2 separate regions of the Homo sapiens genome follow, and region 2 is linked to region 1. Evidence: chromatin loops called from intact Hi-C (ENCODE). Cell type or tissue: Calu3. All regions are shown on one strand. Each heading gives the region's core, and the rest is flanking DNA. Links, peaks and the distances in the headings are about the cores only.

The links. Peaks named below come from ENCODE experiments on the same cell type or tissue, not always from the same donor. Only the 100,000 strongest peaks of a DNase experiment are listed, where the experiment ranks them.
Region 2: a loop joins it to region 1, with 6 times the contacts of the local background. A loop is called at or near these places in 6 of 110 quality-filtered maps.

The regions. Positions count from the first base shown.
Region 1 is chr5:82,877,184-82,893,970 of GRCh38, forward strand. No RefSeq gene overlaps it. Among named protein-coding and RNA genes, the nearest start is that of LINC01338, 26 kb to the left of the region's middle. In Calu3, for the core only: no CTCF peak of the experiment used is centred there; a DNase peak (open chromatin) is centred at 9,038.
Region 2 is chr5:83,421,167-83,437,953 of GRCh38, forward strand. It overlaps the pseudogene FTH1P9. Among named protein-coding and RNA genes, the nearest start is that of VCAN, 42 kb to the right of the region's middle. RefSeq lists an enhancer at 5,781-5,940 and a silencer at 9,475-9,524. In Calu3, for the core only: a CTCF peak has its summit at 9,413 (motif pointing left); a DNase peak (open chromatin) is centred at 9,435.

The DNA of each region.
Region 1 (16,787 bases), core at 4,830-12,829:
TCAGATGCTTTTTCTGCGTCTATTGAGATGACAATAGAGTTTTTGTCCTTCATTCTGTTAATGTAATATATCACATTTATTGATTTGCATATATTGAACTATCTCTGCATCCCTGGGATAAACCTCACTTAATCATGGTATATTACCTTTTTGATGTATTGTTGGATTCAGTTTGCTACTATTATATTGAGAGTATTTTTTTGCATCTATGTTCACCAGGGATATTGGCCAGTAGTTTTCTTTTTTGTTGTTATGTCCTTGTCTGTTTTGGTATCAGGGTCATGCAGGTCTTGTAGAATGAATAGGAAGCATTCTTTCTCCTTCAATTTTTTTTTTTTTTTTTTGAATCATTTGAGAAGAATTGGTGTTAGTTCATTATAAATTTGGTAGAATTCAGGAGTAAAGCCATTCGGTCCTGGGCTTTTGTTTTTTGAGAGGCTGTTACTGATGCAACCTCACTACTCATTACTGGTCTTTTCAATTTTTCTTCCTGGTTTAATTTTGGTGGGTTGTATGTGTCCAGAAATGTATCCCATATTTTTCTAGGTTTTCCAATTTGTTAGTGTATAGTTGTTCATAACAGTCTCTAATGATCTTTTGTATCTGAGTTGTAATATCTCCTTTCTCTTTGTTTTATTTTATTTATGTGGGTTGTTTCTCTTTTTTCTTGGTTAGTGTAGCTAGCAGTTTATCAATTTTGTTTATCTTTTCAAAAAAACCACCTTTGGTTGATCTTTTGTATTTTTTTTTTTTTTGTCTGTATGTCATTTAGTTCTGCTCTGGTCTTTATTATTTCTTTTCTTCTATTAGCTTTGGGTTGAAATTGTTTTTGCTTTTGTAGTTCCTTGAGGTATACCATTAGGTTGTTTATTTGAAATTTTTCTACTTTGTTGACCTAGGTATTTATTGTTATAAACTTTTCTCTTACCACTGCTTTTGCTATATCCCATAGGTTTTGGCATGTTGTGTTTCCATTTTCATTTGTTTCAAGAATTTTTTTTATTTTACTTTTACCTTTTTCATTGACCTAATGGTCATTCGGAGCATGTTATTTAATTTCCATGCATTTGTAGTATTTCTAAAGTAAAAAAATCTTGTCATTGATTTTTAGTTTTATTCCATTGTGCTCTCAGATGATACTTGGCATAAATTTGATTTTTACAGATTTCTTGAGACTTGTTTTGTGGCCTAACATATATTCTATCCTGGAGAATGTTCTGTTTACTAATGAGAAGAAAGTGTATTCTGCAACTGTTGAATCAAATATTTGGTAAATGTCTGTTATGTTCATTTGGTCTATAATACAGATTAAATCCAATGTTTCTTTGTTGATTTTCTGTCTAGACTCTCTGTCTAATGCTGAAAGTGGAATGTTGAAGTCCCCAACTATTACTGTACTGGAGTCTAGCTCTCTTTTTAGCCCTAATAATATTTGCTTTATATATCGGGCTGCTCCCTTCCTAGGTGAATATATATTTACAGTTTTTATATTCTTTTTCTGAATCGATCTCTTTATTATTATATAATGGCCTTCTTTGTTTGTTTCTCTCTAACATAAATATAAAGAAAGTCTGTTTCCTCTAACATAAATATAGCTACTTCTGCATGCTTTTGGTTTCAATTTATATGGAATATTTTTCCATCCCTTCACTTTCAATCTATGTGTGTCTTTACAGGTGAAGGGAGTTTCTTGTAGACAGGAAATAGTTGGATATTAAATTTTTTCAAAATCCATTCAATCAGGATGTATTTTAATTAATGGATTTAAACCATTTATATTCAAGGTTGTTATTAATAGGTGAGGTTTTTTGTAGTGATAACATTTGGATTTTTTCTCATTTGTGTATATGTTCTACCCATGAGTTTTATACTTTCATGTGTTTTCACAATGGTAGATATCTTCCTTTTTGCTTTCAGATGTAGAACTCCCGTGGGCATTTCTTGTAGGGCTGGTCTAGTGGCAATGAATTACCTGTTTTTGCTTTTTAAGGAAAGACTTTATATTTCTCCTTTAGTTTTGAAGGATAGAATTGTTAGGTAAAGTATTCTTGGCTGGAAGTTTTTTCTTTCAGTACTTTGAATATATCTCTCCATTATCTCCTGGTCTGCAAGGTTTCTGCTGAGCAATCCATTGTTAGTCTGATGATAATTCCCATATATGTAACTTGATGCTTTTCTCTTGCTGTTTTGAGAATTCTCTTTGTCTTTGACTTTTGACAGTCTGACCAAAAGGGGTCTTGGAGACCCCTTGTTGGTTGAATCTATGTGTAGATCTTGGAGCTTCCTGTATCTGGATGTATATATCCTTTGCAGGACTTCATAAGTTTTTAGCTATTATTTCATTAAATAGATTGTCTATGACTTTTCCCATATCTTCTCCTTTAGGAACTCCAAAAATGGAAATATTTGACCACTTTAACATGTCTCATATGTCATATAGGCTTTCTTCATTTTTAAAAATTCTTTATTTTTTGTCTGACTAGATTCTTTCAAAAGATTTTTCTTCAAGTTTAGAAATTCCTTCTTCTACTTGATCTAGTCTATTGTGGAAGCTCTTGATTGTATTTTTAATTTTATTCATTAAATTCTTTAGTTCCAAAATTTTGGTTTTGTTCTTTTTTTTATTATTTCTATCTCTTAATTAAATTTCTCATTCAGAACATGAATTGTTCTTTGTTCTTTGTATTGGTTATCTGTGTTATCTTGTATCTCACTGGTTTCAAAATACTAATATCAGTATTTTGAATCTTTTTCAGGCATTGCACAGACTTTCTTTTCTTTGGAATCTTACCGGATAATTATTGTGTTCTTTTGGAAGTGTCATGTTTTCTTGCACTTCCATGTTTCTTGTATTTTTAGGTTGATACCTGTGCATCTGTTGTAACAGTAGCTTCATCCAATTTTATGAATTTGCTTTTGTAGGTAAAGACTTTTTCCTGTAGATATATTACATTAGGTTGCTCTTGCATTGCTACAGAGAATACCTGAGACTGGGTATTTATAAAGAAAAGAGGTTTAGTTGGCTCACAGTTCCGTAGACTTTATAGGAAGCCTGATGCTGGCAACTGCACAGATTTTAGGGAGGCCTCTAGAAGCTTACAGTCATGGTGGAAGTCAAAGGGGAGCAGGCATGTCCTGTGGTGAAAGCAAGGGAGGGGAGGTGCCACACACTTTTAAAGAACCAGATCTCACAAGAATTCACTCACTATTGTGAGGACAGCACCAAGGAGATGGTGCTAAATCTTTCATGAGAAATTTGTCCCTGTGATAAAATTGCCTCTTACCAGGCCCCATCTCCAACACTGAGGATTACATCTCAACATGAGATTTGGGTGGGGACAAATGTACAAACTATATCATATATCTATACTGTTGGTTGGGTAGGGTGCTTTGGCTTTGATTCTGGGTGGGCACAGTAGTGTAGTCTCTGTATTTCTTTGGTTGTAATCAGCATTATTGATATCTGTGTGTTCCTTGTTTGGTTGTAATCAGCATTATTGATATCTGTGAGTTCCTTGGTGGCTTAGGCTGCAGGTCTTAGTGAAGACTGTGGTGAGGCTTTCCTGGGAAGACGGGCACCAGGCTGATCAGTCCTCTGGCACCAGTGATGGCAGTGATGGGCCAGGTGTGCTGGTCCTCAGGCTCCTTGGTGGTGTATGCTGGCACTGGCAGTTGTAAGCCCAGAGGGGGTTGGTCCTGCAGCCACCAGGTAACATGCTAAAGTGCCAGCAGTGCCAGGAGCAGGCCAGGTGTGTGGGTCATGTGTGGCATTAGCAGTGGCAGTAGCATTGACAGTCCAAACCTTGGGCTGCTGAGTGGCTCATGTGGGCACCAGTAGCAGTGGGCTGGGCAGTTCAGTCCTTAGGCCCCAGGAGGCATGTGCAGGCACTGGTGGTAGACTGGACAGGCTAGTCCTTATACCCTTGCACTACAAGTATATGAGTCAGTAGTGGCAGTTGGATTGAGCCTATACCCAGCCCCTAGACAATGTACATGGGCAGTACAGTGGGCAGGTTGGTAGTGGGTGGGGAGGGTTGATCCCCCATCCTCCAGATGGTGCACATGGGTGCTAGCTTTGGTGGTTATAGGAAGGGCAGGCCTGTCTTGAGATCCCTGCATGGTGCTCATCTGTGCCAGTGGCAGTGAGCAGGGCAAGTCTATTCCCAAATCCCTGGACAACATGCACAGACACTAGTGGTGGTGGGTGGGGCAGGTTAACCCCTAGGCTCCTGGATGATCCATTTGGGTGCCAGCAGCAGCAGCATTTGTATTGGGCCTGCCGTCAGCTATTTGAACGATTAAAATTTTCCTTTTTTAGTTCATTTTTGACTTCAGAAGCTCTGAAAAGTTCTGTGTGTTCTGCACAACTCCCATAGCAGCTGTGACAGAGAAACAAAGGAGTATGAGTTTCTATTTCACCAAGTGATCCTCAAGCCACACATCCCTTAAGAAAAATGGTTACATGACCCTGACACCCTAGGTGCTGCTAGTTAGATCAAGAGTAAGTTTCTGACTTAGGAAGAGACAATCTATAGGTTGGCCAATAACTAATAAGGTAGCTTGGTATAAGCACTCTCTCCAGCAAAGTTAATACCAACTACCAGAACCAAAAGATCTTCTCAGAAAGACTGAAAATTAGAAAATAATCAGCAGAGGAAATGAGTAATTGGAAAGGAAAAAAGAAACTGAAATGCACAAAGAAAGAAGAAAAAAAGCAGCTGTGATTAAGTGGAAGTCTAAAAAAAGAAAGAAGAGTTTCTTTTTTTAGAAACTCTCACACCCAAATGGGGAGTGAGAGCAATATTGGCAGAGAGAGCAATGGTAAAGAAAGAGATCAACTGCATTACAAGTACGGTGAAATTGCTATGATAGGTATCAATAGTCATGAGCTTCTGAGAGGACCGCTACCAGAATTTCCTTTCTCTGAGTCTCCAGAGTGGCAGTTGCAAGTACTGCTGTTAGAGATGCTAGAGTGTAGTAATTTTTCACAGGAAGATATATTTTTTATTTTGAGGATTAAATGATATTTTGTTAATGTGTCTTACTCTAATCAAGGTAATTTATTATTCTGATGTTTTCCAATAACAATCAGACTCTTTTTTTTAACTTTTATTTTAGGTTCAGGGCTGCATGTGTAGGATTGTTATATAGGTAAACTGTGTGTTTACCTATATAACACACAGTTATATGTGTATGTTCCTTCAATGCCTAGTTTATTGAGGATTTTTAACATAAAGGGGTGTTGAATTTTATCAAAAGCTTTTGTTGCATCTATTGAGATAATCATACAGCTTTGGTTTTGGTTCTGCTTATATGATGAATCACATTACTGATTTGTGTATGGTGAACCAACCTTGCACCTTATGGAAGAAACCTACTTGATTGTGGTGGATTAACTTTTTGACATGCTGCTGGATTTGATTTGCTAGTATTTTGTTGAAGATTTTTGCATCTATGTTCATCAATGATATTGGCCTGAAGTTTTCTTTTTTTAATTGTGTCTCTGCTAGGTTTTGGTATCAGGATGATTGCTGACCTCATAGAATTAGTCAAGGAGGAGGTCCCCCTCCTTAATTTTTTGGAATAGTTTCAGTAGGAATGGTACCAGCTCTTCTTTACACATCTGGCAAAATTTGTCAGTGAATCTGACTGGTCCTGGCTTTTTTGGGTGGGTAAGGTTTTTTAAATTATTATTGATTCAATTTCAGAACTTGTTATTGGTATGTTCAGGGATTCAATTTCTTCCTGGAGCAGTCTTGGGAGGTTGTGTGTATCCAGGAATTTATCTGTTTCTTCTAAATTTTTTAGTGTTCATAGAGGTGTTCTTAGTAGTCTCTGAGGGTATTTTGTATTTCTGTGGGGTCAGTGGTAATGTCTCCTCTGTCATTTCTGATTATGTTTATTTAGATCTTCTTTTTTTTTTTTCTTTATTAGTCTAACTAGCAGCTTGTCTATCTTATTAATTTTTTCAAAGAACCAACTCCTGGATTTGTTGATCTTTAGTATTTTTTTTTGTGTCTCAATTGTCTTCAGTAGTTCAGCTCTGATTTTGGTTATTTCTTGTCTTTTGCTAGCTTTGGGGTTGGTTTGCTCTTCTTTCTCTAGTTCCTATAGTTGTGATGTTGGGTTCTTAATTTGAGATCTTTCTAACTTTTTGATTTGAACATTTAGTGCTATAAACTTCACTCTTAATGCTACCTTAACTGTGTCCCAGAGATTCTGGTATGTTTTACCTTTGTTCTCATTGGCTTCAAATAATTTATTGTTTTCTGCCAGAAAGATATATTAAACCACTTTTAACTGATCATTTTTCCTCAACCAAGAACTGCAATTACATAGTCTGACAATAAATATATGCTTATAGGTTCAAGTGAATGAAAAAAGAACTATTCACAAAAATTTATCCTCATGCTTAGTGTTGGACAGTTTTAGCATTCTGTATAATATTAAGGACACACTATATTTAATGATTATTTTCTACCTTAAAGTTTTAGAAAGTTACTCAAACTAAACACTTCTGTAGGAATTGTGAACACTCTTGATTCACAAATATCTTTATCTTCCTAAATTCGTCCACTTATGTATGATACTTACTTTAAATGGGAAAGCAGAGAGACATTCCCTAGTTTCTTTAAAAATAATTTTTCGGAAACTATGAAGTTTCTTTTGTGAATAAAAAACGTATTTACGCTTTTTTCCTCCCCAGGACTATTAAACACTGTGTGGTAGTCCTTTATCAGCAGTGTTTATACTGCATGATTTTGTTTATTTAGATGGTTGTAGAGTGTAAAATTACAGGTTTGGTGGTTTGTAACCAGAATTTTCTTCTCCACTTCCACCCTCCTTTTACTTGAATTTTAAAGGTTTATTTATGCTTTGGCGGGGGTGGGGATATGTTTTTGTTTTCCTCTGTAGAGCAGATGAAGATTGTGTAAACTCCCCAAGGAATGCCCCATCGATTGATAATTGGGAAGAATTCCTCTTCACTGTGGAGCTGCATAAGTTTCAAGTCAAGTCATATAAAATCTTGGGTCAGACTGCAGATAGGATTTGTAATATCTACAGCTTTTCCATACCATAATAGTTCATTAGCTTGTTGTTAAAACTTCTCAGAAGGGATCCTATTCTCTTTTTAATTTAGGAAGCAATTTAGGAAGGCTGATTGACTCAAAGCAGGGGAGAATACCAATTTAGTTCATTTATTCTCTGTGTGAGATACATATAAATCTACTTTGAAAGAAGAATCTATAATGGGGTTGTTCACCTTTAGTTCTCTAAATAAATATGTTGCTACTTACACTATATCAAACTCTTGGCTGTTCTCAGCTCATCTTAATTTTGTGCTGTCCACACTCTTAAATCTCATGGACTCTTGGAAGCTACAGTCAATCTTCTTTTCATAAGTCTGCATGGCATTATAATTGTAGAATCCACCCAGCCCATGCACATCTATGTGGTATCAATTATATTAGTTCTTATTTGTATTTTTGTTTTGGAAGGCCAGGAAGTTCTGACTTTTTATTTGTTTTCAAGTAACAGAAAATCAACTTCAACTAATTCAGACAGCCAAAATAGGCAAAGAGATGCATTGGTTAATGAAAATTCAAGATTGAAGAAACAGGAAGGATGCAAATGCATCTAGCCTTAGATCAACAGGACATCTTGGCCTGATTTTTGCAAGATCGCTTTCTCGCTCTCTCTCTCTTTCTCTCTCTCATTCTTCCTCACCTTGACTCACTTTTGCTCTTCTCAGGGGGTTGGTTCATTCTGTTTCACTGAAGACTTACCTTCTTCACGAGGTAAGCTGGAGGTGTGGAATGTGAGCTGACAGCTTCTCAATTTCCCATTGTGTAGTTCTTATGCACTACAGAGGTACTGAGTCTCTTCTTTACCTGAGGGTTGAAATTGCTCAGGAAAGAGCTTTGAATGGCTCAGTCTGAAGAAGGTGTCTATCCCTGAGCTAATAAAAAAAACTAATCAACAGTGCTGCCTTGTAAGAACTTCGTGGCTTTCATAGGAACCACAGGCTGGATTGAGGAGGGGAGAGGAGATTAGGAGAGAGGTTCCAGAGGAAGAGGAGGAGCAAGGGCAGTTGGTATTAACAGAAAGAGGAAACAGTACATGCCCACTAGAGAAACAATACGTGTCCATGTCATACAACTCTCTGAGTACAAAATATTCTTTATCTTTGTTTAAGTAAATGAGCTGATGTATGCTGATTTCTCACTACCCTACATCCACTCCCAAATTTTTTTTTCTCCTTTTAATTTTGTGGGAAAAAAATAGGCTTATTTGTATGTACTTGATAATTCAGACTTTTTTATGTTATAAAATGTTGTCTCATAAAATTCAACTTTTTCCTTCATTTATTTGTTTGTTCATTGGCTATTCCTGGCTCCACAAAAAAGTTTGAAATGATTTAAAGAAAACACATTCAGACCCCTTCCATTATGTTGATGTGCTAAAAGTAAAACAAATCCTTCACATAGCCTGGGCTGAAAATAAACTATGATCTCAAATGCAGACTCAAAGCATCATCCTGAAACCCACCCTGCAGAAGTCTCATAAAACTGCCATTTGAGTCACTTTTTATTTCTTCAGACTTTACTCTAAAGGTTATGTAAGCATGGTGCAGCCCATGGCTCATCTCAATAATGGGTAAAGGAAAACTTCAAAAATCTCCCAGGAATTTCCTTTGGTTATAAATTAATAGAAAGGGTTGAATTGTTGACAGTCAATGGATAAATTTGACAAAGGATTACTCATTAAAAACACAAACAAAAAGAAACCAAAACCACGCTGGTTTTGAGAACTGACCTCACTAGCAATATTTTTTTTCCCTTTTCTTCCCCTTTTTGCCCTTTTTTGGATGGCTCTAAAGCATAAGGTACTGTTGAAAAATTGAACAGAGCAATTATTTTAGCACACCTTTCTTGCTTTACTTTCTCTGGCATTCATCTTTTCAGGAATAGTTGCAGAGTCTGTCCTGATAGGCAGAGAACATTGCCCACTGGAGGGCACTTTGGCATGCCTTATTCATGTAGTCGACCTACACTCATGAGAACCTACTGGGTGCCCGGTAGAGTTCTAGATGCTGAGGTTACAATCTGGAACAATCAGAGCAAGTAACAATCTCCATAACATTCATAATATTCTCTGGCTTTTCTTCTTAATTCTGTTCTTGGACTTTTTTTTTTTTACTTGATCTTATTTGGTTATCACATACAAATTTCCAAATATATAACTTCCAAATAGGTAGCAACGTGTGTCTAATAGAGTCTCATAAATCTGATGGCATGGAAATATGTCTGCATTTCTGGTTGCCACTTCAAATTCAATATTTTCTAAAAAGGAATCATCGCCATGTGCTTTCAGTGTCCTCCTTCATTTGGACACTGTTCTCTACATTTGGTAGTTATGGCTTCTCTATCCCCAGCCTGTCACTCAGACTTAAAATCCCAGGCACCATTCTAATGGCTTCAAACAGGTCTTTTTATCTCCAGTATTTCCTCTCTCTGCTCCAGATTAAATATTTTTGCCAGAGGAAAATTCATGACAAAAAAAATCGCTAAATTAGAGCATATATAGGAAATAATTTTGTAAACTCTGAAGGAATGTCCCATGCTGGCTTTTGTTTGCTTGTTCGTTTAAATGACTATGTTACTATCCAGCTGAGGAATTTTCAAACTCTTGAATCAGATGTTTGAGGCCCTATGAGATCTATTCCTTGTAATTATTTGCTTTCAAATTTTCTATGAATTGGATGACTTTAATTGTTCACTGTATCTTTCACAGCCACAATGAAGACACTTCTTGCTCAGATCATGCTTTTCCTTTGTCCTGGAATTCATATCTCCCAATACACTTCTTCATGCCTCTCTTCTTGCCAGCAACCACTTAACTCTGCCAGAAAGAGAGGCCATGTAGTAGGAGTAATGGAATTCCACAGGGCACAGGATAACTGTGGCTTCATGGGTCAGTTAACATAAACCTTTATTTGAAAATGTCAGTCGTAGGAAGGCTAGAAAGAAGTGTTCTAATTTGGGGAAGGAGGGTGAGGTTTTATGAGACTTTAGTGGTAAGGGGCCAGTCAATGAACACTAGTTTCAGAAATAGAACTAAAGAGATTGTTCTTGCAGTGTGGATAGTTGGACAGTCTGGAGTTTATTGAGAGTGGTGGGGAGGATGTGTTAGGGGCTAAGGTTATTTGCAAGAAGCAGTGGGGAGAAGAAATGCAGAGAAAGAGGACAGGAGGGCTGCAAGGGAAAATTGTCAGGCCTCAAGTCCTTCAGGGTCTCACAGTGCACTCCTATCTCCACTGTGGATTTGCCTTAGGGCACAGAGCTAATAAGATTGCTTCCAAATCTCAGAGACTGACCTCGAAATTTTCAGTAAAGAGAAAAATAAATGAAAGTCTGTGTTGTAAAAATTTTTTGTGGTTGATTTAACTTGCACAGACAAAGAACAACTGAAATCTTGAAATTTCCCAAAGAGTTATTGTTTGTGCTTGTCAGTACACCTGAGTAAAATCAAACTCTTAAGAATTATCTAATCTAACTTTACAGGTGGCTTCAGGTAGAAATAAACATCTAAATGCTTAGGGGCAAGTCAGGTGTAAAATATGCTTTGTGGAAACGCCTAATGAAGTTTGACATGACACGCTTTATTATAACAATGGATGATCTGATGGTAAGGGCCCTCGGGCTTTTGAGGCTCATTGGTGTCAATTTTGGGAACAAGGGTAAAAGATTATATCTTCAAGCTTCACTATTATGCTTTATTTTGAGGATCTCCTTAGAAATGTTTTTAGTTGTTGTGCAACAAAATACAGAAGACCCGTCATATCATTTTTATAGGTAAGATCCAGGATTATCATCAAGCTATAAATTTATCTTATGATATTTAGTCTGTATAAACTCAATTTTTTGAATCAATATAATAAAGCTAGATGTTTATTTCTTGGTTGCTCATATAAACTTTCCATTTGTATATGTAACAGATTTCTCAAATTTGGAATGTTTTATATTGAACTCCTGCTCTATCCACCAACCTGAAGACATTTCCATCTCAGAAAGTGGCACCAACCTCTTCCAGTTGCTCAGGCCATAACCTTGGAATCATTCTTGACTCCACTCTTTCTCTTATTTCTCAGCATTCAAATGATAGGCACATCCTGTTGATTCTCTCTTCAAAACAGATCCAGAGTCCAATCACTTCTCATTCCCTTCACCACCACCTTCCTGGTCCAAGCAATCGTCATCTGTGACCTGGTTGATAGTAATGGTCTTATTTTGGCCTCCCTGTTTCACTCTTACCCTATAGTGTCTACTCTCAGTAGAGCAGTCAGAATGATCCTTTAAAAGTCTCATTTCTTCTGCTTATAACTTTCCATTACCTCCCATCTCTCCCAGAGTACATAAAAGTTCTTCAGAGTCTTCTAAGGTCCTAGAAAATCTACCTGCTTCCCTCAGCATCCCATTCATCTCTCTAACCTCACCTCCTGGTACTCCTTCCCTTGCTGGCCTTCAGCCACATTTGCCTTCCTTGCTCCTCTTCCATTCTGGAGGTGCTGGTGGCAACCTCTGTGGCTCTTTCCTCCAACCTGAGTTTTCTGCTCCTGACCCCATAGGACTCAGCATAAGAACTAGCAGTCTCCAATCTAGCAGTGTACTGCCACCAAGAGAGAACAGTTCCTATCACACTCCTTTAAAGTACCTAGTTCAAATCACATGTTTCCTCTAAGCATGAAGATCAGCTAAATAATGTGTGATGAAGACAAAGGAAAGGAAATATGGGGATGCCAAATAAAACTGCAAAGTAATGAGAATGGAGCCATAGCTGCTGATGAGATTACTTCCAAAAGTACCTCATATTTATGTTTTAATCTCACCTTTCATTAAAGGTAGAAATTTCATGTGAGCCTTGCTGTACCATTTAGAAAAGAGGCAACCATTTGAGATTTCCAGCAGATAGCATATTTTAGCCAAGCTCTTGAAACACAAATATATGAAGAATATGGTTTCTAGGCATCCAACAAAAGCTGCCAGGGCAGGGTTTCCTTCCAGTTTCTGAGAAACTCTGGTTAGCTTTGGCAGCTAGAAGTGTTTTCATCATTGACACCTCTAGCCTATGCAAACAACTGAATAGAATCATGAGTGTTAAGGTCTTAGAATCTGACCAAAGAATAAAAGAAATCAAATAGCTAAAATAAAAAAGTACATGTTCTATGAGGCCCAAATTGAGAAGCGTTGATGAAATTCACCAAAACAAGCATTACTATTTTAAGTGTGTATTCCATTTTTTTTCTTCTTTTGAGACAGGGTCGCACTCTGTCACCCACTTTAGGGCAGTGGCACTCACGCAATCCTCCCACCTCAGTATCCCAAGTAGCTACAACCACAGGCATGTGCCACCATGCCTGGCTGCTTTTTTTTTTTTTGTATTTTTTGTAGAGACAGGATCTCACTATGCTGCCCAGGCTAGTGTCAAACACCTGGGCCCCAGCAATCCTCCCAACTCAGCCTCCCAAAATGCTGGGATTACAGACTTGAACCACCATGCCTAATCCCACATTTTCTTAACTTTTACTTTCAGTTCATGGGTACATGTGCAGGTTTTGTTATATAGGTAAACTCATGTCATGGGGGTTTGTTAATTAAAGAAGAGTGTGCACATGATCCATCTCTAGTTGCTTTTCAACAAAGATTCAGGATAAAGATCAAGTTTCCAGGACTGACTACATATGTGCTTATCCTTTGGGAACATGGGAAAGGAACTCTAATGATGCCAAATATTCATAGAGAGCAGCCAGGAAAGAAAGAGACCAGAAGAAGAATGAACTGGGCAACAAAAGGTACCCCAAAGTGCTTAAAGTTAATAGTTGAACACCTCCCCAAACTAAGCTTGATAATTTTAAGAGGTAACAGAAGTAAAAACTGATTGACATTAAACCTCACTTGTTTTTCAGATACACTGTGATATTTGCTTGACTTTATCAATAAAAGTAAGCGTTATCTCTGTCTCTTATAGTCAATTACTAAATCATTTTAAAATGGTCAAATTTTGTCAATGCCAGAAATTGGCATTCCTTCTCCATAGTTTTCATATTTTCCATACTCTCTGAGTTTCCTGAAATTCATAGCAAGAATTCTTGGTAACTTAGTGTTAATTTTATTTCTTGTTAAACATATGTATTTTTTTATTTGAAATACATTTTTAATCACATAGGAAATTCCCATGTGCAAAAAACATTTATTTTTTAATAAAAGTAATGCATGTATATAATTAAAATATAAAACACTACAAAAGGGTTTAAAATGCAAAGCAACAGTCTCCCACTCTCACCTCCCACTCTGACTCCTCCTTTACCTTCCTCGATGCTCAAAGAGAACCACCTTTATTTCTTCCAGGTTCCTTGTATAGCTTTACATTATAATCTTACATGCTAGTTTTTGATTTATTAGTTATAATCTATTATTAGCTTTTCAGTCTGATGTATTATAATTTAGCTCCATTACACATTTATATTGCCAATTTTTGTTTCTCTCTCAGTTGCCTTTATTTTTGTTTTTATTAACTATAAGCCTTATCTCTTAACTCCAATTCACTATTCCTCCCCACTTTTAGTCATTTGTAGTTATATATTTATATTGATAAATTTGATAACATTTCATTTTTCTTCTGTGTCAATAAATACTTGTGTGTGTTCTTGTTTCAGCTGACCCCTGTTGAGGCCTTACTATGTGTGTCAAGCACTATGCTACATACTTTGTATAAAGTAGCTCATTTAAGCCTCGCAAGACTATAACATAGATAACTATTGTTATTCTCATGTTACAGAAAGGAAATTGAGTAACATAGAAATTAAGTAAATTTCTGGATGCACACAGCCAGTATGATTTTTAGAGCCTGTATTTCTAATAATTGTATAATATGAACTCTTTACGTTGTCTATTAAATTTGAAAGTCATTAACCACTATTTACATTTTAATGGCAATAAGTCGCACTGTAGCGCCAAGTAGTGTATTATCATTACACTTAGTTTCTTACGTGGTTTGTTTTGTTAAAAGTTCCTAAATGCTTTTCCTTCTTTCTTACATTGACTGCCTTTCTGTCTCCTAAATTATTTTAATACAAAAATAGTATTAAATCTCCTTTTTTCCCCCTTGATATCTTTCTTCCAAAGCCTTTCATTATTCTCCTCCAAGTTGTTCTAATTTCTCTTCATTGTGCTTGCTGCCCAGGCCTCTCCTGGACTGGATCATGTTTCGAGAGCTCATGTTTTCCTCTCTCTTGGTTTACGATCTCATCATGCTACAACATACTCTCCAATAATATTCTAAGAAATGGCAGCAGAAAGTATCTTCCAGGGGCCTTAAGGTTGAAAAAATGTGTCCTTCTTTGGACAGATAGTTTGACTACTTATGCTATTCTAAGTTAAAAGTAATTCCACTTTTAGCTTTGAAGATATTGCTCCATTACTTTTTAGCCTTCAAAATTGGTGAATGGATGACCGATGCCAAATTTACACTTATTATGTTGTTGATGTGCTATTTCTTCCCCTGGAAACTATTAGGATAACTTTCTCCTTGGGATTCTGAAATTTTTAACACTATGACTGTGACGATAAGAGTGGGCTCTAATGGTCAATGCACTGAGGACCACTGGGCTTTTTTAGTCAAAGGACATTTATCTCCCACTCTGAGAAATCTCTTATTTTTATTTCCTTCCCTCTGTTTTCTCTCTTCTCTTTCTAAAATTCCTAAATATAGGATGCTGACCTTTTAAATAAATACAGATGTTAGTATGTGTCTTAACTTTTCTCTCATATTTTCTTCTTTTGATGTTTATCTTTCTTCTAGTTTATTCAACAATCTCTTCTAATGATTCCATTTTTCTTTCATTTCAGAAAACATTATTTAAGTATCTAGAGATATTTTTGTTCTCTAATTGTTCTTCTCTTGTTTGCAGCAGTCTGCTTTTGTTTTGGATGTAAAATCTCTCATTTCTCTAATATTAATTACAAGGATTTTTTTCCCTAAATTCTGAATTAACTATGTTTTCTCCAGAATCACTTCTTTCTTCTTGTTAATTTTGATCTTTCTCTTTATTTGTTGCAGAATTTTTTCATTTGGTGAGCATTGTTTGCTTGTTTGTTTGTTTCTATTGAAGCTGGAGGCCATAAAATTTTGAGTCCATCTATGGGCTCTATGAGAGTGGGTGGGGTTTACCAATTGGCAAGATACATTAAGGGTGAGTGGTTTTGGAGCCACCTTTCACACTAGGGGTCTTCAAAATGACACTACACAGAGGGCATTTGCTCCAGTGCCCTTCCTGGTTGTCTGGTTCTCCTTAGAGTGTTCGCTTAATACCATGAGTAGAGACCTTTCTTCTTTGTTTATTTGCTGTAGAAGTACATCCCTGGCTTCCCAGAGTGCTGCATACAGGGGAGGAGAGGGCCATGTCAGGGTAGCCTGTTCAGTATTTGATACTTTTATTAACCTCCTATTCTGTGTCTCCTGTTTCACTCCCATTTCCTGCTCTCCCTGTAATCCTAAGAGCCACACCCCTCTGGTGCTGTGCAGGACCAATGGGCATGCTTCTTGCCTACAACCCTCTCCCCTTGCATCTCAGGCTTCATCTTCTTCTCTTCCACCTTAACAAACATCAATCATCCTTGCACTTCCAGAAAAATGCTGACATCTCTACTGGGATGATGGCTCCCTTACTGCTCTCCCCATCGTCACAAGCTTACACCTTTACTATTGCTGTTCTGAGACTACAGTCTTCACTAGCAGAATGTGCTGGGTGCTGTGAGTTGGCTACTGTACATTGTATGTCAACTTTTTTCCTCAAAATGTACCCCTCTTCACTTGCTGGAACTGAAGATATTCCTTTACAGTTCTCATTGTTCTTCTACCTCCATTTAAATACATCAGAAGTTCCAGGGGGAGGCTTAGATATGAGCTATTTTTTTTTGTTCTGTGGAAGATTATAATATGCAACTGGGGCTGAGAACCACCAGTCCTGCTGTAGACACAGACGAGGCAAGTGGCAGACCATCTCAGGGCTGATATTTGTCTCTTCGTATGATCTAAATCAAATTTCCTGACTTTATAGACATTTGTGAAAGACTTGCTTAATTATATATGAATAGTCTCACCAAAGTTTACAGCGTTCCCTATCAAGCTACTTAAGTGTTATTATCAAGTTCTGTTAGTGGTCAAATACAAGTAAGTGTGTTTAACAGTCGTAGGATGAGGACATTGCTGAGTTCCGCAAGTCCATGGTATGACAAAAAGTCTCCTGTGGTGCACATTCACAGGAAACTCAGGTCTCTGTGAACACGCATGGATGAAGCAAGGTTATATTACTTTTAAACTTCATGTAAGGAAAAGTATGTATTTCTTACTTTAGGCATATATCTGACAATGCCCAGTCTACTTTGCCAATGAGTTACTAATATGATTAAATTCCCGTAAGATGCTATTGTAAACATACATTTTTAAGTGTATACGTTTACAAAACCTCTACTTGAAGCACGGTTGGGTTCCCTTGGCTAGAAAGTTCTGAGTTCTCTGTCCATACCCCACTTTTAAGTCAAACGTGCTATTCTCTGGAAAATAAATTTTCCCACTATGAAAAAATCCTGGAATTCTAGTGTGCATCACCTGGTGGATTTACTGGGAATGCAAACTCCTGGGCCTCAATTCCAAAAACTCAGAAGATCTGGGCTGGGACCCAGAAATCTGCATTGTACTAAGTTGTCCATATTACTCAGATGCAG
Region 2 (16,787 bases), core at 4,521-12,520, 540 kb after region 1:
GCAAATGGGTAGATTTTTAAAATGTTATTTTGATCAAGTCACCATTCAACCCCACCCCAAATTCATTCTATTAAATCCCATTGCTCTGAGAATGACGATCAGAATCACTTAGGTCGCATAAAGCTATACGGTCAGAATCTTTCAGTTCTCCACCCCATCTCAAACCACTAGCTGACTCCCTCTCCCTCTGCCATCCAACTGCATTAGCCTTTTAAAGTTCCTAAAGCAACTCTTGACCCATTCAGCCTTCGTATATGCTGTTCATGTCATCTGGACCAAACCTCTTCCACTAACTTAGTTAAACCCTGATATTGTTTGCCTGTATGCCCACCCAAATCTCATCTTGAATTGTGGCTCCCGTAATTCCCATGTGGTGTGGGAGGTAATTGAATCATGAGGGCAATTTCTCCCATACTGTTCTTGTGGTAGTGAATAAGTCTTACGAGATCTGATGGTTTTATAAGGGGAAACCCCCTTCACTTGGGTCGCATTGTCTCTTGTCTGCCACCATGTAAGATGTGCCTTTTGCTTTCTGCCATACTTGTGAGGCCTCCCCAGCCACGTGGAACTGTTAGTTCATTAAACATCTTTTTCTTTATAAATCACCCAATCTCAGATACGTCTTTATCAGCAGCATGAGAACAGACTAATACAAACCCCATTCATTTTTCAGATCTCAGATTCAGGGAACCCTTTCCTGACTACCTCAGAGTAGGTCAGGTTGTTCTGTTGTATGCCTTTGTAAGCTGATATGGCTTGGATTTGTGTCGCTGCCCAAATCTCATGTCAAATTGCAATCCCCAATGTTGGAGGAAGGGCCTGCCGGGAGGTGATTTGATCATGGGGGCAGATTTCCCCCTAGCCATTCTTGTGATAATGAGTGAGTGTTCATGAAATCTAGTTGCTTAAAAGTGCATAGCACTTTCCCCTTCACTTTCTTCCTCCTGTTCTAGCAATGTAGGATTCACCTGCCTCTCCTTTGCCTTCCGCCGTGATTGTAAGTTTCCTGAGGCCTCCACAGCCATGCTTCCTGAACAGCCTGCAAAACTATAAGCCAATTAAACTTCTTTTCTTTAAAAATTACCTAGTCTCAGGTAGGTTTTTTTTATAGCAATGCAAGAATAGACTAATACATAGGCAGAACACTTATCTCTACTTGTAATTTTTAATTATTTATTGTGAGTATTAGAATAATATCTATTTTCCCCAGAAGAGCGTTAACACCACAAGGGCAAAGACTGTGTTTGATTTTGCTCACTTGCCTGTCCCAGCAGCACAGCACCTAGCACAGCACCTAACATGTAGTAGGTAGTCTATAAATATTTGTTGAGTAATTGAGTAACATAGCTGTAAATGTGTGCTGTACAGCTCAGTGGAATAAACAGTGGAATAGACATGAGCTAAGACAATCCATTAGGGCTAAATTTCTGCCTCAAGAAAAGCAATATGCCTTTAGAACTTTTGGGTCCCCAAACCTGAAATACTTATTGGGGCATCCCATCATAAACCAAAAACCATTGCTTTTAATCATGAGTACTGAGTGGTTTTAATCATTCTAGGAAATATTTCCTGAAATGTGCTGAGCATATTATTGATTTGAATTTCTCAAGGGGAAAAATATTTTTTTCTTGGTATTGACATAAATTTAGAAACCCAATTTTTAAATGATTAACAATGATGAGTGAAGCAAGGATGATATTTCTATACCTACAATTTTTCTAAATAAGTCAATGGCTCTCTATTCCCTCAGTCTCAGTCGTGACCATCTCTGCATAAGCAAAACAGCCTGATGACTTTAACTTCCACAGATTCTCTCAACACAACATCCATCAAGCATATGACTTAATTCAATTAGTATCTACTTTCAGCCAACCTGTATTTTTTCTTTGATTTGTGCAGATCTTCAGTCAAAATGTAACTAAGGTTATTTTGCTATAATAAAGCTTAGTTATCAAAAGATTAGGCTAGGATCAAGACTTGCTGAGAAGAGAGGAAAGTTATTGCATGCTGTTTAAAAATTTTCAGGCCATTGATTTTATTTGAAGATACCATTTATCCTAATAACATGTAGAAATGAATAACTTTAATGCACCTCAAGAAGCATACACAGTGGTGTTAAAATCAGTCTTGGTGAATCAGATTATTTTTTGAGTTTACAAACTGTGTTTGCTATTTTGAATAATGTTACAGTAAACTTTTATAAGTGATATGCCTGGAGGGTGGAGTTAGGAGGGACTTTCTGGCTGGTTGTGGTGGCTCATGCCTGTAATCTCAGCACTCTGGAAGGCTGAGGCAGGCAGATCGCTTGAGGTCAGAAGTTCAAGACCAGCCTGGGCAAAACCCCATCTCTACAAAAAAAAAAAAAAAAAGAAGGACTCTCAATATCTATGTATCTGAGATTTTTGTAATTTTGTTTAATTTGAATTTTAATAATAAACATGCAATACTTTTGAATTTAGCAAAAAGTAATAAAAAGTTTTTAAAAGAACCCATTTGGTGAATTATTTCTCAAAACTCAAAGTTTAGCTTCTGCTTTCACTTACAATTTTGTAAATCACGAGTTTGACTCTCCTAATGAACAATGAGAACAGTCCAGTTAAGCGAGAAACTTTGGTATTAAAACTAATCAGAGCAACACAAGATATTTTTTAAAAAAGTAAGTAAACTTAAATCCAGAAAATGATTAGTCATTCCCAAGAAAGAAGATATTCTCAGCTACTTTCATCTCTGATGGAACAGTGAAAGAAGTTTGCCATAGAAGGGAGTGACATAAAACCAGCCAAAATCAAAAAACTGTAGCAGTTGCCTGTGAGCTTGCAAGATGGATTAAAATCCCAAGGAGTTCCAGACTCAGAGAAGGTCTCCACCTATCCACTAACTCTTTCCCAAGGGGTTCACCTAGTGTTGGGGAATAGAATGCTGAAGGCTGCAGTCACGGCAGGAGAATGAAGACAAATCCTGAGGATCTCCAGGCCTTCTTTGAAAGAAATGTAGCATCTGCTGAAGGCTGAGAATAGGGCAGGAGAGTAAAATCTCTTCCAGGCTCTCAAGGGCCCCATCGAATGCATTATCTCAGATCTCCAAAGATAGGCCAGAAATTTCCTGGGATAAAAAGCCAATAATTGCGCTAGAAAGCAAAGAGGTTTTCCCAGAAATTAAAAAAGCTGGTAGTCACAGGCTGTAAAGGTGTCTCCCACATTCAGAAAGCCAGGTGACCTCCTGGCTATAGAGCACAAAGAGATCTTTGGAGTTTTATGAGTGGTCAGATCTCAAGTCCTGCTGGAGGAAAGGTCCTGATTCCAACATCAAATTATTTGAATCCAGTGGTGAACTGAATAACTAAAGCTTTAATGAAGCCCAGACACAACTAATCTATAGATTAGATTGACTCAGCCCCTCATATTGGTGGCATGACAGAAGTAGGATGTGCCTTATTCGGCGGGTAAATATTACTTAGGCTTCACTGTTGGCTTACACACAATGTTGAGTACACAATACAAAAATTTAAGTCATGCCAAGTGGTAAGAAAATTTGACCCATAGTCAAGAGGAAAACTGGTCAACAGAATCAGATGCAGAGACGGTCAAGTATAAAATACATCAGATCAGGACTTTAATAGTGCTGTGATAAACACACCAAAGAGTCTAGTGGAAAAGATTAAAAACAATGTTTTATTTAGTTTTGGCTATTTTTTTCTATTGTGTCATATAAATAGTTAGCAACATAGGACTGGCTACTTTTGCTTAATGTCATCATTCTGTGATTTATTCATGTTGCTGCACACAACTATAATTTGTTTTTTCAGTGATGTATAGAATACCATTGTATGACTATACCATAATTAATTTAACCATTCAATCATCAGCATACATTTGGGCTTCTAAATTTTTACTCTTACAAAGACTGTCATGATGCACATCCTTGTGTAAGTCTCCAATGCATACTCAAGTGTTTCTCTATACACTATACCTATGAGTGGAATTTTAGCAGATGGTACATTTTTTTCCCCACAGTAGTTGTACAAACGGGGCATGAGTTCCTATGCCTTTATATCCTCACCAACACCAGATGTCAAACTTTTTTATTTTTGTCAATTGATGGATATAAGTTGGGATCTCATAGTGGTTTTAAGCTTCAGTTCTCTAATTTCTCATGACATTGAGAATCTTTTCATATACTCATGGTCTATTTGTGTTTTCTCTTCTGAGAGAAACTTAACTTTTTTCTTATGAATTCATAGTAATTATTCATATATTCTGCAAACAAATCATCTGTCAGTTATATATGTTGCAAATCTGTTCTATTCCTTCATATATTACTGAATCCACAATACATTGCTATTATTTTACTTTAAATATTTGTTTTTTAAATGTTAAAAATGAGAAAATGTCTTGTATATTCACTGTTTCTGACAGTCCTCATTCCTTTATGTAGATCCAAATTTTAATTTAATACCATTTTCTTTCTGTCTGAAGAACTTCCTTTAACATATCGGACGGTGTATATCTACTGATAATGAATTGCCTGCCGACACTAATTTGTCTGAAAAAAGTCTTTATCTAACCTTCCCTTTTGAAATTTATTTTCACTGGGTAAAAATTCTATGTTGATAGTTGTTTCCTTCACAAATTTAGTGTTATACCTACATTGTTTACTGGCTTGCATAATTCCTGACATGAAATCTGTGGTTATTCTTATTTTGTACCTCTATTGGTAATGATTTCTTTTTCCCAGCACTTTAGAAATGTACCAGGATCTTATCGATTCTGTGGCTTCTCGTGATAAATCTGTGGTCATTTGAATTGTTTTTCCTCTGTATATAAAGTATCATTTAAGAATATTTTTCTATTCCCTCTTCTCCCTTCCTTCTGGGATTATAATTCCATGTAGATTAGACCTATTGATCCTGTCCTACAGGTCAGTAGACCCTATTATTTTTATTCTCTCCCCACCCTGACAGTCCGTCCTATATGGTATTCTGTCTCATGAATTCTAACTTCCTAGGCTTCCTGAAACTCTGAACTCTATCTCCTCAACTCAGTGAAACTTAGACGTTTCGTAAGTCTCCCCTCTCCCCGGTGGCCTGTAAACTGCCTCCAGGAATAAGTTCACTCCTTTGTGAACTCTGTGATTTCTTTTGACCAATGTCTTGACATCACTGTTTTAGATATTTTGTGACATTTTCTAATTGTTTAGGATAAAAAAAGATGTATCTGGTTCTTGTTACTCCACCAGAGCCAGAAGCAAAAGCCTACTATTATCTTCTTACAAGGAGAACTAAAGCATCAAACTTTTGGGGAGTGAGTAGATGCTAAATGCAGAGAATGATTACAGTTTCTAGTCTTCAGCAGTGCTTGGATGGAACCTGGAGCTTGATCTTAATCAGCCAGTCAGTCTGTGCCTCCACTTCACCACCACATTCTATGATCAAATCACCCCAAGGGCTCCTTTACTCCAATACCATGCAGCAACCACCTCTTCTCAGTTACCTAATATGGTGATATTTTTGCAGGTGCCCCAAAACTACCACCAGGACTACAGAACCAAAAAGGTGGCCAAACTTTCCACAGGATATTATTAAAGCTGATCTTGATAGTGGGAGAGCAAGCTGATTGTAATGGAATATATATAATACCTAGACAATGTATAAATCTTGTTCTTATTGGAACTGTAAAAACTAAACGCTGACAAAACTGACTCCCATATTTTTGACTTCCTTGAGACACATTACCTAAATAAGCAGGTAAAATACATTTTTAAAATAGATACTCATGTAGTAAACTTGTGCAAGAGAGGGGTTCTGCAATCTGGCATTGGAGTTTCTTTGACAAGCACACCTGGGAGATGGTGACAATGAGAGTGAAGCCTCAGGGTGGTTTCCCCATAGCCATGAGAATAGCTTCCCATGTTGAATAATGAAGTACTTTCATATCTGTGTGATCTTCATACTTTCTGCAGGGGCTTACCAAAATATCCACCTCTGCTTTCTTCCTACATTTGCACTGTTCCATTCAATGAGTAATTTGGTACCAAAAATAAAAGATACTAACTTATCTATTAAAAATGTTAAACAGGCCGGGCATGGTGTCTCACGCCTATAATCCCAGCACTTTGGGAGGCTGAGGTGGGCGGATCACCTGAGGTCAGGAGTTTGAGACCAGCCTGACCAACATGGTAAAACCCCATCTCTACTAAAAATACAAAATTAGTCAGGTGTGGTGGCGCATGCCTGTAATCCCAGCTACTTCAAAGGCTGAGGCAGGAGAATCACTTGAACCTGTAAGGCGGGGGTTGCAGTAAGCCGAGATGGCACCATTGCACTCCAGCCTGGGCAATGAAGCGAGACTCTGTCTCAAATAAATAAATAAATAAAGTTAAACAAATTAGTAGCAGAGGTTAGCAACTTTTACATAGTAGTTGGTTATTGATAGAGGAATATTTGATCTACGTATTTTGACTTTCAGCTTGAGTTTTTTCTTTTAACTCAATAAAAGAATTTCATGACAGTAAAATACTTGAGATGTCAGTTTTAGGGCTAGGTTTTCTCTTCAGTATTTTAAATACATATAAAATTATTAGTTATGTGTTAATGTTTTAGACTTTCTAAAATACAATTTTTTTTTTTTTTTGAGGCGGAGTCTCACCCTGTTGCCCAGACTGGAGTACAATGGTGCTATCTTGGCTCATTGCAACCTCTGCCTCCCAGGTTCAAACAATTCTCCTGCCTCAGCCTTCCAAGTAGCTGGGATTACAGGCGCCTGCCACCACACCCAGCTAATTTTTGTGTTTTCAGTAGAGATGGGGTTTCACCATGTTGGCCAGGCTGTTCTCGAACTCCTGACCTCGTGATCTGCCTGCCTTGGCCTCCCAAAGTGCTGGCATTACTGGCGTGAGCCACCGTGCCTGGCCCAATACAAATGATTTTTATTGAATACAGCTTCTTTGCTTTTCTTATTTGATTTTTCCAGGGTTAATTTGGTTATCATGAATGTTTAATCTTCCAAATTCATTCGCATAATGATAATCTTGCTTTCTAAGGATATTAGATGAGAATAAGCTTTTGAGCCAAATAATAGTTCATTCTTAGAAATAGGAAGTAAAACATTGCCAAGATTAAAACAAGCCCAAACACTGAGGTTCAAGGTCAGTTTGAAACAGAAACCACAAATTTTGATTGGATCTAACCTTGGCAGCATAAGACTCACATGAATTGTTTTTAGTATTGTATAGCAGAGATATGCATACACAGTCTAACAAAAGGAGACACAGAGACCAGTTCAAAGTAGCAGAACATTCAGAAAAGAATTAAAAACTCAGGTCTGTTTTAGTGAACATGGGTCTGGAGCCCCTGAGTCTATGTCCTGTCACTAACACACCTGGAGTAAGTTAACAGAAGGACAAATGCTGTTAGAGAAGTCAACTAAATGTTCTGAGGTGAATGAACGGCACACACACAGATGTGTGACAAGTACACATTCTTCCTGACAGATAGTCTAAGACTAAAAAATGAAAGCTCAAAAGATAGAATTTAAACATGAAAACAAGTCAATTTTGAAATTCTCATTTTCTTACTTTACATGATGTAACTAGGCCAAAATCCCCTTCTCTGGGTATCAGAAGTCTAGGAAAGGCAAAAAGATATTTATAACATTCTTATAAGTCACTAAAAAGGCAGTGTAAATATATGCTAAAACATTTTATTTTTAAAGTGCTACTATAAAATGTTACTATTCTATAGTTGAAAACTGGTTTCTCATTGTCAGTGGATCTCATGGAATACCACTATTGAGTTTGCTAGCACTTCACTATGTTTCTTTTCTTTTCCTTTTTCTTTTCTTTCTTGTTTTTTGGAGACAGGGTCTCTCTCTGTCACTCACATGGAAGTGCAGTTGTGCAATCACTGCTCGCTACAGCGTCCACCTCATGGGCTCAAGCGATCCTCCCACCTCAGCCTCTTCAGTAGCTGAGACCACAGATGTGAGCCACCACGCCAGGCTAATTTTTGTAGCTTTTGCAGACAGGTTCCTACTATGTTGCCCAGGCTAGTCTCGAACTCCTGGGCTCAAGCAGTCCTCCCACTTCGGCCTCCCAAAATACTGGGATTACAAGTGTGAGGCATCATGCCCAGCCTACTGTGTTTCTAGGAGAGCCTTGCAAATTCAAAAACACAGGCCATAACATTTTTAAAACTCTTTAAAAGACTCTGAAACATAATACGCATGAAAGAAGTATAAAACATAGACAATAAATTATCATAAAACAAAATACTGTGGAACTATAACATGGATGAAGAAATAGAATAATGTCAGCAACCCACAAGCCCTTCCCAAGGTTCATGACATATTGAGTTGTTCATGAAAATAGCTCATAACGGTTTTGAAGAATAAAAAGAACATTGTAAGTCATATCTTCAAAAATTAGTATTCCATATAAGTAGCATGTACCAGACTTATTGGAACAGTCTTGGTAAATTAAAACCTACAATAAGCCAATATTTCTATTTCGTTTGAGTACAACATTTCCAGATACGAGCTAGAGATCATGAATATCGTCAGCATCTGACTCAGCGCAGCTCTAGCCATGCCTTGCTTCATGATGATATTACATTGCTACGCTCTGAGACCCACCCGGGGGCTTTGCTTTGTGATCTGAAAAGCCTGGCTGAGAAAATAGGCAAATATTCCCTTCTGGAAGCAAAATTTGTGAACTCATCTCCTCTCCCAAACATTCATTCAGCCTTATCTCACCTTTCTCAGAGGCTGCCTCTGCCTCCTTACAGGATACATTCTGCCCTGGGTACCAGGCAGACATCATCATGGTCATTATTTAATGCACTATCTGTTTTGTTATTGCCTGTTAGCTTTTTTTTTTTTCTCCAATTATACTTGGAGGGTTGATTCTAGACAGGTTCTATTTCCGCATTCCCAGCAAGCAGCTTTGTGCCTAGAACTCACTGTGCATATATTACACATTTATCAATGAAAGGTTTTAACGTGGATCAGGATGACTCAGGTGACACTGAGTCTGGTCTGCCTGTAGGAAATTGATCCTTGTTCTATCATCACCCAATACTACAATCTTAGGCAAGTGATAAGATAAGCCTGGCTCTCAGTATTTTAATCTGCAAAACAGGGATGACCGGTAAGGTGATCTCTAAGAGGACCGTACAGCTCCCAAATGCTTTAATCCTGCTAGATCCTCAGAATACTTGAGTATGAAATCTTCCAAAATGATGGCACCCAATTTTCACACTAAATGGGAAATCTTGATTGTCTTCACCACTATTCAAAACTGTGATTTTCAGACAAAAACAATTTTAAAACAAATGTATTTACCTTTCTCAAGACCACCAAAACGCTTAGCAGATTGGTTTTTGAACGACAGGACAAATCCTGGCCTGTCCTGGAGATGAAACGCCACCTAGTGGATACATTCCTAGGCAGTGCGTTCCCCACCGGAACAAGAGGGCGCTTTGTTCTCTGTGGCTGATGGCTTCTACTCATTTTCTCCTTCCTCCACCTGACACTCCTATCTCAACCTTGTCATTTCTTTGGCTTTCTAAAAATTATAGGAATACTTATCTTGGTAAGAGAAAATGTGTTTATTTGAACCATGTTTGATTTAATTTTTACCTATTTGCTTTACATTGCCAGCGTAGTTGGCATTTTAAGGAAAAAAGATAAAAGTCCAGCATACTCAGACTGAGTCTTTTTAGTTTCTTATCAATTTGGTTTGAAAACAATCCTTGAGCATTCGGAGACGCCTTGGCTAGACAGACAGAAAAAGGATAGTAGAGTTCACATGTCTCATAAGCAGAAGAGACTATAGCGCCCAAGCTTTTGTCCAGTTCCTCACCAAAGGACCAGTATTTTACAATTTTTCTTGTTTTAAAGAGAAACCATTATAGACAACTAATCTAGCGCTTTGGACAAGTAAATTTACTTCAGTGTGAAGTGGAATCTTTGCCTGGATAATGTTTTCACTGAGCTTAAGGAAATTTAAGCGACGGCTACTTAAAATGAACAGAAGGACAGGATTATACTAGTTATTTTTTTCTCTACCTAGCAGAAAAATATCCATCAGTTCTGCCTGTTGAGTTTCAAAGAAACTTAGAAAAAGGTGGTCTTCGTTAATTGATGAAACATCAAGAGGATTGCTACAAACCTCTAGCCCAGCTCCTGATGCCTCTAAGGTACTTTATCATTTTTGCAGCAGAAACTTACTCATTTAACCAGAGCTAATGATTCCTTCCAGCAGTCCCATGGCAGCCAGCTCTTCATATTGTAATTGCATCACTGAGGCTCTGTATGTCTCCAGCCTTTCCTAAAAAACCTTTTTTTTCTTTTCATTAGTTTTTTTTTTTGCTAAGTACCTCTAGCCAGCTCAGGGCATTTTAATTTATATTTCCTACAACCATCAACCTAGTGTAAAATTTCTTCACTTCTTTACAGACTTTTGTTTCTCTTTCTCTGACATCTCTTACTGTATCTCAAAAAATATGGAAGTTTTCTGAACCTAAAAATAATTCTTTTATTAATCCTAATATATATTCAAATTAAAGTTGTCTCCCCGGCCCCACCTTCCTTTCTTCTTTCTTTCCATAAATAAATAAATAAATAAATAAATAAATAAACTCTTTCAGAAACAGTCCTAAGGTATTAATACAATCTCCCTGAGTTCCAGAAACACATTTCCCAGTGGCAATTCTGTAGAGCCTCATTCCTAATGAAACCACTCAAAGGATTATGCCAAGATTTCTAAGTAATAGTCTTGTCCTTCTGCTCACGAACAAGTTTTATAGACTTGCTCTTCTTGCTTGTACCTTCTAGAAGAGGGCATATAGCTCAATTCAAACAGCCAAAAAGAAAAAAAAACTCAGAGGAAACATGGAGAAATTACAACCCTATAGTTAGCCTTATTTATGCTTCTACCCACTCCCACTGAAGGAATATATACTGTCAGTCAAAAGCTGCTCCTGTTCCTCCAATACATTTCATACTCAGAGTTCCTACAGAGATCATAGGCAAACATGAATTTCAAAGTCAATGTGCCAATAAATAAATGTCTATTCATATGTATTAGTTGTCTTAGGTGTTGAGTAGAAAATGGAAATAAAGATAAGGCACAGTTCTTGGATTCTGAGAGATTACAGTAAAATTTGAATGGCAAGATGAACATATAAACATTCATGGGAAACAGATAAGCAGGCATATCATAAGTCAAATTGAATTTTCCTATAGATATAATGGCAGATGTGTTGCTGACCAGGGACTTGACGCTAAACCTTGTATAGAATTAATCATAAGTACGGTATAAATAGTACACCTGCATTGCATAAATGTTTCTAACAGACATATCAAGAAGTCAAATAAAGAATCATGGTGTAGTTGGTTGAATGATGCCCACCCCTTCAAAAAAATATGCCCATGTGTTAATGCCCAGAACCTGGGAATATGCCCTTATTTGGAAAAAAAGTATCTTTGCAGATCTAATTAAGGATCTTAAGATGAGACCATCCTAGATTACCTAGATGGACCTAAATCCTATGATGTATCCTTATAAGAGACAGAAAAGAAGACAAGACACAGAGAAGGCCATGTGAAAACAGAAGCAGAGATTCAAATTATGCAGCCACAAACCAAGAAGCCCTTGGAGCCACCTGAAGCTGGAAGAACTTCTCTTAGAGCTTTTGGAAGGGGAGCAGCCCTACAAACACCTTGATTTCAGGCCTCTAGTTCATACCCATGAGAGAATACATTCTGTTGTTTAAACTACCAAGTTTGTAGTAATTTGTTATGGCAGCCACAGGATACTAATACACATGGTATCTTAGTCTGTCCCTGCTGCTGTAACAAAATACCACAGACTAAGTAATTAGGTAATTTTGAAAGCAAGAAATGTATTTCTCACAAATCTGGAGGCTGAAAGTCCAAGATCAAGACTCCTGTAGGTTCAGTGTTTGATCAGGGCTTGACTCTGCTTCTAAGATGGCACCTTGTTGCTACATCCACTGGTGGGGATGAACAGTGTCTTCACATGATGGAAAGGCAGAAGGGCCTAACTAGTTCCCTTTAGCCCTTTTATAAGGTTGCTAATACCATTCATGCGGACAGAGCTCTCATGGCCTAATCACCTCCCAAGCACCCTACCTGTTAACCTTCAGGCTTAAGTTCCAACAAATAAATTTTAGAGGGACACATACAGTCACACCGTAGTACATGGTAGCCAATCATATAAAACCCTGTTGATGGTCTTCTTTCATTTACCATGATTCTTGCCTTACCTTTACTGTAACGAATCAGAAATTAGAAGCACAGCCATATGGGATTAATAAAATTCAGTAGAGTTCCTATGGGGATTGTAATAGCATTTTTGAAGAGATCCCTAGGGTTGATGGTAAAATTTAGAGAAACATTCCCATGTTTATCCTTAAGTTCTGGGTAACAAGTAAAGGCATTAAAGAGTAAGCTTTGTGGCCAGGCGTGGTGGCTCACACCTGTAATCCCAGCACTTTGGGAGGCCGAGGCAGGTGGATCACCTGAGGTCGGGAGTTCGAGACCAGCCTGACCAACATGGAGAAACCCCATCTCTACTAAAAATACAAAACTAGCCGGGTGTGGTGGCGCATGCCTGTAATCCCATCTATTTGGGAGGCTGAGGCAGGAGAATCGCTTGAACCCAAGAGGCGGAGGTTGCAGTGAGCCAAGATCATGCTGTTGCACTCCAGCCTGGGCCACAAGAGTGAAACTCTGTTTCAAAAAAAAAAAATGAATAAGCTTTGAGTCATCTGTTGCCTTCAAACCAAGGTCTGTCTGGCTTCTTAAGGAAAATATAATTTTAAAATTGTATTGTTTTTCTTATACGTAACACAATTGAGAAAACAAGACCTCAAATCTTTAAGATATCTAAATCAATTGTTTTGAGCACTTTGATCTGCTACAACGTTACTTCATCATTTTGGAATCCTTAAAGCTATGCTTGGATTTGATGACCACAGCCAAAGTCATACATTGTTAAATTTGATCCTGAATGTGCCTAATTAAAAGCATTTGTATTTTAGTCATAAGACTTATTCTTTATCAAATATCAATTGTTTGAAATCATTCTTTTTCCCTTTAATAGTTGTATTAGGGGAAAATTTGAGATGCAATTCAAAAATAATGAGATTAATTCCCAAACAATGCGAGGTGCAGAGTAGGCATTCGATAAATAAAGATGTGTTCAATGAATTAATGTATTCATCTAAGAGTTAGACTTTTTCTTTTTTTCAGATAGAGTTTCACTCTTGTTGCCCAGGCTGAAGTGCAATGGTGCAATCTCGGCTCACTGCAGCCTCCGCCTCACGAGTTCAAGCAGTTCTCCTGCCTCAGCCTCCTGAGTAGCTGGGATTACAGGCGCCCGCCACCATGCCTGACTTTTTTTTTTTCTCTTTTTTTTTGTATTTTTAGCAGAGATGGGGTTTCACCATGTTGGCCAAGCTGGTCTCAAACTCCTGGTCTCAGGTGATCTGCCCGCCTTGGCCTCCCAAATTTCTGGGATTACAGGCATGAGCCACCACACTTGGCTGAGTTTGACTTTTAGGCAGACCTCTGATTAAGATGTGCATACTTAAAATTTACTTGCTAAAGCTGAAGATCTCTATAGAAAGTCAGAGATGGCTGTAAAATAAAGCCCATCTTACTTCCTTATGCAGAAGAAACAGCTACAAATCCCTGAAGGGGCTGGAAGAGTGAAGCTAACCTGAAATTAAATAAGAGAGAGGGTTAGGGCCAGGGTACACTAGAAGGCACGCTCTATCTTAAGAGAGTAGCCACTACTGAGCTGTAGCTAATGGTTGCCATGCAGAAATTTGAGCCTAATGTTGCCACTTTTCTCATATTTTCAAGAAAAGCCAGAAATATAGACGAGAACATTTGCCATTTTAAAAGTTGGCAATGAGTTCACTGAAAAAGAAAACACTCTGTGTTGGCCAAATAAAACACATCTGCTGGCCAGATAGGCCTAGAGCCTTACAGTCTGGGTCTCTATTTCTTACCATCTTCCACTTCTCTTTACTTCCCTTGGATATCTTTCTATTTCCTCTTTCTTTCTCTCGTTCCTTTCAATTTCTTGAACCACTAATTGATTTGAAACCAGCATCTGGAAAAGAAGTTGTACAGGGCAGGAGGACTGGAGCGCTGGAAGGGTTCTGAATGCCAGAACAATGCTTCCCTGGAACAAGGCAGAAAGCAGCCCTGGGAAGCAAGAAGAAGGGCTGTGGATATCATAAATGCTGAAGTTTTGTCCATCATTTAATGAGTATATCTAATCACTGGAATGTTACTTAACCCCTTTGGTTCTTAGTTTTTCCATCTATAAAATGGGGATAATTGTATCAATATCCATTGTACAGCTATTATAAAACCAAATGAAATAATAGTTTTAAATGAACCTTATCAATATAAAGAGCCATATGATTATTAATCAATACCAACATTATTAATAATGAAATAATTATTTACATGCTGATGCTTGTTATTATTGTTTGTAATTCATAAGAAATGTGCCTAACCAGAAGCCAAATAGTCATAAATTAAACATGCCGTGGTGGATTATACAGACAGTATATTTAGTGTAACTTACGTGATAGAGACTAAAAGTGCTATAAAATTTCATAGGAAAAGAAGATTAATGACAACTAGAATAATAAGGGGAAGAGTGTTAGAGTGAGACAGAGTTGGAAGGCTACAGAAGATATTAATATTATTGAGTTGTTGCAGGTGTCAAAACAAATTTCACTTTGGAATTACATTTTCATGAATATATTCTATGTGGAGCACCAAATATATTTAGTTGTTGATTTCTCAACCTTCATTCATTCACTCATTCATTTATTTATTCATTCAACTGATGTTTACTGACCACTTATAGGTGCCAGGTATTTTGATAGCTGCTATGTATACACTGTCCATGCCCTGAAAGAGCTTACTATCAAGAAATTAAGTTCGGGCGATCCTAGGTTAAACAAAATAAAACATTCTTGGGTAGAATTATTGTATACATATATGTGTGTTCAACTGAAAGACTCTCTGGTCTTTTAGTATCCTTGAGTCTGGAAATATAAAGAAAATGGTATGTTATAGTCCTTATAGATTAGTGATTGTACCCATTGCTTAAACTTAGAGATGCTGCACCTGAAAAGTTGTCTAGAGGTTGAAGAAAAACTATTGAGCATATCATTTAAAAACAGAAACATGAGACTGCTTAGAAATAAATAGGTATACATAAAACCACTGTGACTAACTTAATATAAATCCTTTTAAAATTGTCGAGTCATGTTGTTATTACATACTTTATCAATTGATAGAATGTCTATCATGAAGTTGTCCTTGATTTTTTGGATTATTATCAAAAGTTTCTGTAAGATTGCTGGTAACGTGATACACGTTACCAAAGAATTGAAACCCTCCAAATCACGTCATCTGATTGTAAGCACAATATAAGTTGTGCCCCGATGTTCGTTAATAGCTGCTGTAACTAGTGTGGCCTACAATAGTGTGATTCATGTAGGACCTCTGTCCTCAATTCAAAACTCCTAGAAAACGTATACAGATTATGTAAGTAGGGATAAGATTTCTAACATTTCTGGGCTCTAGTTGTGGAAATTAGTGGAATTGTGGAAATTCCACTAGACTATAGAAAGGGAGTACTATTGTAGTATACAACACTGCTGTTGCCTTATTAGTTATAGCATGATAGGTGCTGAATTGTGATTCACAATTTGAAAACACTGTAATCCAAACAATGCAATTACATACATTGCAATAAGAATGTTGTTTTAAAGTTTATATTTAACTGTTTTGCTCTATTTTTTTCTCACTAAAATAGAACTTTAGGAAATTTGAAAACTATATGAAAAAATATTCATCTCATATAAAGCTGGCATAGGCAGGTCTATATCTTACCAATAACTTAAATGTTTGGAATAAGGGATTTGTGTAGAATGAAAGATTATTTAATAATTCATTCATAATTAATTTCAATAAAATTATTATTTTGCTGTCCCCTAAGTCTATAGTTCATTCATTATTCTATGTAATTACCAACAAACAAGCACCGGTAGGGGCAAAGGAAATCATGCTAAAGTTCAAGGTCTTTTTTTTGTTTTTTGTTTTTTTTTTGAGACAGAGTCTGACTCTGTCATCCAGGCTGGAATGCAGTAGCGCGATCTTGGCTCACTGCAACCTCCACCCCCCTGGGTACAAGCAGTTCTCCTGTCTCAGCCTCCCGAGTAGCTGGGATTACAGGCACCCGCCACCACGCCCGGCTAATTTTTGTATTTTTAGTAGAGATGGGGTTTCACCGTGTTAGCCAGGATGGTCTTGATCTCCTGACCTTGTGATCCGCCTGCCTCGGCCTCCCAAAGTGCTGGGATTACAGGCGTGAGCCACCGCACCCTGTCAGTTCAAGGTAGTTTTATTTTAATAATGACCACACACTTTAAAGTAAACTATACTTTTTTTCTCTAATTTCAACTTCATAGTTTTTTGGGTTTTCTTAAATTAAAAAAAGTCATGTCTGCTTATTTTTGGGGGATTAAATCCAGAAGCATTTAAATGATACTTTTTTAGAGTTGAAAAGTCACATAGATATTTTAAAAAGAGACCATGAGGCGCCCCGTCTGGGAGGTGAGGAGCGCCTCTGCCCGGCCGCCCATCGTCTGGGAAGCGAGGAGCACCTCTGCCCGGCCGCCACCCCGTCTGGGAAGTGAGGTGCGCCTCTGCCTGGCCGCCCTGTCTGGGAAGTGT